2 separate regions of the Homo sapiens genome follow, and region 2 is linked to region 1. A link is a contact called in ENCODE Hi-C data. All regions are on one chromosome and are shown on one strand. The core of a region is the stretch at or near the end of the contact, and the rest is flanking DNA. Distances in the headings are between cores, read along the strand shown.

Region 1 (3,347 bases), core at 436-2,935:
AGGTCTACCATATAAAAGCTCTATTTGATGATTATCTATTGTAAGATCATCTTTTTTTTTCTGTATGGAAGTAACAAATTTAACTCAGAGAAAAGTTGTATTGCCAAATTCTTGAAATTAAACCTTAGTATCTGGCAACATTTTTCCTCCCATGGTACTAGATTACTAGATTTTTATGTTAAATTTAATTTTCTTGAATTCAAATGTATGAGCTTGATTTCTAAAAAACAAACAAACAAACCAAAAAACCAAAACCCTCATATGGAGAAACATGAAGTTAGCATATAAACAAGAAAAGAAGAAACTTTGATCTATAAATGAAGAAAAATGGGTTTTGATAAGCTCTCTTTGACAGGTCACCCTCCTTGGGCTTCAGAGTTATAAAAAAATCGATACGTGAGATTAGAGATGTGACAGTATTTCTAAATTTCTGTTTCCAACCGTTTCATGACTTTTCATTTCCTCTAGAAAAGACATAGGATATTAATATAATAAGATTTGCAATTTGTTAAATATCAAATGAGTCAACAAATATGAAGCTTCAAGGAAAAGGTGACAACAGGTGGTACCAGACATCTGAGCTGCAGAACAAAGATGGTTGTAAAGTGCACAGAACTGTTACAAAGCCTTAAGAGCTACTATAATCCATGATTATTAAATAACACCACATACTATTTCAATTAGCATTTGCCAAGCTTGCTTTCCTTGTCATTGGATTAAAAATTATACCCGGATTTTCAAGTGTATTCTATTTGTGACAATATGCATTGATAATTTCTCTCCTCACACTGCTGCACTCTCACCTCCGTTCCCAGATTAGCTCCTGGAACTCGAGATATTTTTGTGGCTAGAGATTGCTTTCTTAATGTTAGATTTTCCTTACAATTCCATATATAGTCAAGCATTCCATGCATGGTAGTTAATTGTTTGCTTAATTTGGCAACTGGGATATTAGAATTATGTATCATTAGGCAGTGATATTTTTGTAAGGTTGTTTGCTAGATAGATCCTATTTCATTTATATTAAGTCTTGGGAAGATAAACTTTATTTTTCCAGAGCCTAGCAGTGACTGACACATATTCGAATGAATGAAGGTAGATAGAAAATGTCTATATTCATTTACGTAATGATTAGTTAAGGAGAAAAGTACTTCCCAGCATAAAGATTTCTGGCAACCCTTTGCTTATTTGACTTTTCCCTTCAGGCAAGTTCAAGGCTTGTGAAATTCCTAGAAAGGCGAGGGGAGAGAACGCGTGACACAGAAAGGGGCCGGAGTTCGGGACCCTACGCAGTTTTGGGACGTTATGGGCATGGAGGGAAATGTTTGCTTTGGAGGCTTTGGGTAAGCTAGGGATCCGACAAGCCCTGGGCGCAGGGAGGAACGCTGCCCTCCGGCCTCCAGTCGCGCTCCCCGAAGCCCAGCGCCAGCGTCGCGCAACCTGCCGCAGGGGCGGCTCCCGGGCCAGGCAGCCAGGCGCGCCCTCGCCCCACCCGGGAACGCCAGGCCCGCGCAGGGAGGGGCGGGGCTCCATGGCGGCCCCGCCCCGCCGCCCGGAGGGTCACAATGTAGGGTTAGGGCGGCCGGCGGGCGGGGCTCTGCGGGGGAGGAGCCGCCGGGCGGGGGCGGGGATGGCGCGTGGGGGAGGGGAGGGAGGAGGACTCGCGGAGGGAGGAGGACAACGCCATTCCGGGCGGCCGCTCCCTCCGTCCCCTCTCTCCCTTCCCCAAAGCAGCCCGCGGACCGGCAGCAAAGGAACGTGCGAACGCGTGACGCCGCCCGACTGGCTCGCGCTCTCCCGTGCCCCGGCGTCCTCCGCCCGCTCATGGCCCGGGCCGCCGCGGACGAGCGGCGCTGAGGCGGGCCGCGTGGAGACGTGAGGCGGCCGCCGTGGCCCTCACAGTCGGCGTTTCGCCGCCTGCCCGCGGTGCCCGCGCACGCCGGCCGCCATCGCCTTCGCGCCTGGCTGGCGGGGGCGCTGTCCTCCCAGGCCGTCCGCGCCGCTCCCTGGAGCTCGGCGGAGCGCGGCAGCCAGGGCCGGCGGAGGCGCGAGGAGCCGGGCGCCACCGCCGCCGCCGCCGCCGCCGCCGCGGGGGCCATGACCGTGGAGCAGAACGTGCTGCAGCAGAGCGCGGCGCAGAAGGTGAGGCGAGTCCGCCAGCCGGCGGGCCCCACTTCTCCTTCCGACGGGCTGTCCTCTCCCGCTGCGGCCGGGCGCCCCGGCCTCGCCGCCGCCGCCTTCCCGGGCTTCCTCCCCGGTCACCCCCGGCCCCTGCCCATCGCCTCGGGGGCGTCGCGCCCAGAGCCCAGCTGCGTGTGGGAAGCAGAGTGTAGTTTGCGGGCTTCAATCCACTTCCTTCTGCCGATTGTTTTCCCGTAGCAGACGGTGCCAGGTATTGAGAGCGACCCTCACATTCCTACAGTGCTCTGTGTGGCATCTTAATGAAACTTTATTCTCTCCCCTTAAATGAGAAAGAATAGCTAGTTGTCATCCTTTCTGAACCGATTTTGTCTTTCAAAGGTAGTAGTGTACCAGGCCTGCTATTTTGCAAAACGGTCTCCACCAAAATCGAATTACCTGCCTCGCGGGGCAGGCGTGTTGACCAGGTGGACTCTAGAAGTAGGTGGTTTGCTTGGTTTCTTTTCCTTTTAAGGTTTCCCTTTCTTCTTCTTCTTTTCTGTTTTTTTTTTTTTTTTTTTTTTTTTCAATATAGAAACTGTCCCTAAGAGAGGAAACCTTTCTGGCCATGTTATTCCAGGAATCTTTTGTCCCCTAAGTTTGACCTTGTTCTTTCGTTCACCCTTTACTCTTGCATCAGTCACACATTCAAATGGTCACTCACTAAAGAAAACAATTAAAAAACTGTTTGTGAAACTTTATATCTTTAAAGTGAATAGAGATCATTCTGCTATTTTAGATTTTGCTTTCAGAATCTTAAGTGCACTATCATGGCTTGCACCATGTTCTGAAGAGTAGTTGGCCATGATTTAACTTCTTTTTTTAATTTTTAATTTGCGTGAAAAGCATTTTGGGCAAAAGAGTAAACCGTGCCTTAGTTGTGTTGGTATTACGGGGACAGTTAGGGTTTACTGTGATCAACCACCAGAGTTATGTTTGGTTTATCTGGGTGAGTAATGAATGCCCCACCCTGTTGTAGATTTGGTGTAGATTGCAATATTCTACCTGTGCTTGACTTTAGAATAAGACCTGTTCTAAAATGGGCTGTCTACATACAGCCTGCTAAATTTTTGCTTTGAGATTATTTTTAGAATTTTATGATACTGCTTTAAAGTAATCGAAGATACTCAAGTTTGGAAAGCAAGGATAGTGCATTGTTATTTTAGGCA
Region 2 (3,347 bases), core at 511-3,010, 1.7 Mb after region 1:
AGGCGGAGGTTGCAGCGAGCCAAGATCACACTATTACACTTCAGCCTGGGTGACAGAGTGAGACTCCATCTCAATAAATAAATAAATAAATAAATAAATAAATAACAGATATCCTTGTTTACCCCAGCAAGAATCTAAAAACAAAGACATTCTCTTGAATATTCTTACATAACCACAATACAGTGATCAAAATCAGGAAGTTTTAACATTGATACAACACTACTTTTCTGATATTGTTTTCTCAATAATATTCTTTCTAGCCAAGTTTTTGCCATCTAGAGTCACACATTGCATTCGGTTGCCATGTCTTTAGCCTTTTTCACTCTGAAACACTTCACTGCTCTTTCTGTCTTTCGCGGCATTGTCATATTTGGAGGGTAGTGGTCAGTAGTTTTGTAGAACAGCTCTCGCCTTGGGTTTGTCTGATTATTTCCTTATGCTGAAATACAGACCATGCATTTTGGAAGGAAGAGTACAGGAATAATGTGCCCTTCTCAGTGCATCGCATCTGGAGGCTCCCCTGACGTCCGTTTGTCACATTATTACTGATGTTAAGCTTAATCACTTCTTCACAGTGAAAGTATCTCTTTCTTCCTTTGTGACTAATTAGTAGTCTGCTTTTATAGCAGCTCTGTTCATAATTGCCAGAAACTGAAATAAATTCAAACGTCTTTCAGTGGATGAATGAATAAACAAAGCAATGCCTTCATACACTGGAATACACTGAACAATAAAAAAGAACAAACTGGCCAGGCATAGTGGCTCATGCCTGTAATCCCAGCACTTTGGGAGGCTGAGGCAGGTGGATCACCTGAGGTCAGGAGTTCAAGATCAGCCTGGTTAACATGGTGAAACCTGTTCTCTACTAAAATTAAAAAATTAGCTGGGTGTGGTGGCGGGCGCCTATAATCTCAGACACATGGGAGGCTGAGGCAGGAGAATCGCTTGAACTCGGGAGACGGACGTTGCTGTGAGCCGAGATCAAGCCACTGCACTCCAGCCTCCAGCCCGGAGACAGAGCAAGACTCCATCTCAAAAAAATTAAGCCAGCCTCAAAAGATATACTGTATGATTCCATTTATGTGACATTCTTCTTGTAAAGACAAAACTATAGTGACAGAGAAGAGATCAGTGGTTGCCAGGAGTTAGAGGAGGTATGACTGTAAAGACATAGCATGAAAGAGTCGTAAGGTAATAGAACTGTCCTGTACGCTGAATGTGGTGGTGGTTACATAAATCTATACTTGTGTTAAAATTCATAAAACAAGGCCAGGTGTAGTGACTCATGCCTGTAATCCCAGGTGTGGAAAAAAAATTCATAAAATGATACACCAAAAAATAAGTCAATTTTATAGTTCAGTGATTTTTCTTTTTTTTTCTTTTTTTTTCCTGAGACAGATTCTCACTCTGTTGCCCAGGCCGGAGTGCAGTGGAGTGCAGTGGAGTGCAGTGGAGCGCAACGAAGCGTATTGGTGCGATCACAGTTTACTGCAACCTCTGCCTCCCTGGCTCAAGCAATCCACCCCCAACCTAAGCCTCCTGAGTAGCTGGGACCACAGGCCCACGATACCTGGCTAATTTTTGTATTTCTAGTACAGACAGGGTTTCGCCATGTTGGCCAGGCTGTTCTGAACTCCTGACCTCAGGCGATCTGCCTGCCTCAGCCTCCCAAAGTGCTGGGATTACAGGTGTAAACCACCGCACCTGGCTGATAAGTTAATTTTACAGTTTGATGATTTTTCTTTTTCTTTTTCTTTTTCTTTTTTTAAGACGGAATATCACTCTGTTGCCCCAGCTGGAGTGCAGTGGAGTGCAGTGGAGTGCAGTGGAGTGCAGTGAAGTGTGGTGGCATGATCATAGTTCATTGCAACCTCTGCCTCCCTGGCTCAAGCAATACCCCCGACCTCAGCCTCCTGAGTAGCTGAGATCACGGGCCCGTACCACCATGCCTGGATAATTTCTGTATTTTTTTGTAGAGACATGGTTTCACCATATTGCCCAAGCTGGTCTTGAACTCCTGGACTCAAGTAATCTGCCCACCTCAACCTCCCAAAGTGCTGGGATTACAGGTGTGAGCCACCATGCTTGGCTGTATGTATGATGACGCTTTAAAATAAAATTTAAAATAATTCACCTGTAAGAAGATACTTGAAGACTCTGTGAACATTTTGTTTAGCTGATAAACACAATCATTACATATCACTCAATTCTTTCTTTCATTCTCCACCTGAGCCCAACTGTCCACTTCTATCCAAACCTTTCAGTGACATAAGGACTTATAGCACCTGTAGTTATCCTCCTGTGGTTAATCATTCCCCCATTCCTACAGACTATCAAATTGACATTTGCAGGGACCGTATCTTAATCACAACCTCTAGAACAGTGTTGTTCTCATATAGGCACGCTTGGAGAATTTATGAATGAATGTGACTTGGCAGCCACCTCTTATGCCGGCGCCTATGCACCTACAGAGACTTCGTGAAGCCCTGGCACATTGTTTTTAATTGTTAAATTTCTCAGTTATGGGTATAATAGAGGCATTAAAGAGCATATAAGATTGTCTTCTCATTATGGATACAGACTTTCATTCAGGTAATCCTATTACACACTTTACCTTTGCATCTGTCTAGTGCAGCCATTAGTTGGCCACAAAATCTGAAATAAATATTTCATATTAAATTTAAAAATTGGCTGGGCCGTGGTGGCTCACGCCTGTAATCCCAGCACTTTGGGAGGCCAAGGTGGGCAGATCACGAGGTCAAGAAACAAGACCATCCTGGCTAACATGGTGAATACCCTGTCTCTAATAAAAATATAAAAAATTAGCTGGGCGTGGTGGCACGTGCCTGTAGTCCCAGCCACTCGGGAGGCTGAGGCAGGAGAATCACTTGAATCTGAGAGGTGGTGGTTGCAGTGAGCAGAGATCACGCCGCTGCCTCCAGCCTGGGCGACAGAGGGAGACTCCGTCTCAAAAAAAAAAAAATTAAAAACTATGATGTGCAGATATTTTCCCCTAGTATGAAAGCTTAAGTTATTAAATCTGTAGAAAGGCTGAAGAACTTAATGAGGATGTTTTATGTTAATAGGATAAATTTAATTGTTAAGATGTTAAGGTGGTGTGTTAAGGTGACAAAGGGGAAGTGGAAGGAAAGAGAACTAACATTACTGGGCACGTACTACATGCCAGTATCTGCTTCAGGTGCTTTAAAAACATTCTCCCAGTCCCCACCCAACTCTGGGACACACGCTCCATTATGCTCACTGCAGGGTGTGGATGGAAAATGAAAGGGTTAGTTCTACCCAGAAGCACCTGCCTAAGATGCCCTGTGCCCCATCCCTTGGGCCCA

The links. A loop is a pair of places that touch in the nucleus more often than their neighbours do. Pooled maps may share reads with other maps.
Region 2: a loop to region 1 is called in a pooled map, with 6 times the contacts of the local background. The contact joins the enhancer-like site here to the promoter of USP25 in region 1. A Hi-C loop is called at or near these places in 2 of 50 pooled maps.

What each region holds. Positions count from the first base shown.
Region 1 is chr21:15,728,297-15,731,643 of GRCh38, forward strand. It overlaps USP25 (ubiquitin specific peptidase 25), which reads left to right and starts at 1,686. Exons shown (of 26, transcript NM_001283041.3): 1 at 1,686-2,142. The coding sequence starts at 2,098. RefSeq lists a silencer at 1,291-2,250.
Region 2 is chr21:17,426,836-17,430,182 of GRCh38, forward strand. No RefSeq gene overlaps it. Among named protein-coding and RNA genes, the nearest start is that of LINC01549, 10 kb to the right of the region's middle. Within about 2 kb of position 1,761, at least 3 of the 41 ENCODE cell types and tissues checked have a DNase peak (open chromatin) inside an H3K27ac peak, as active enhancers do.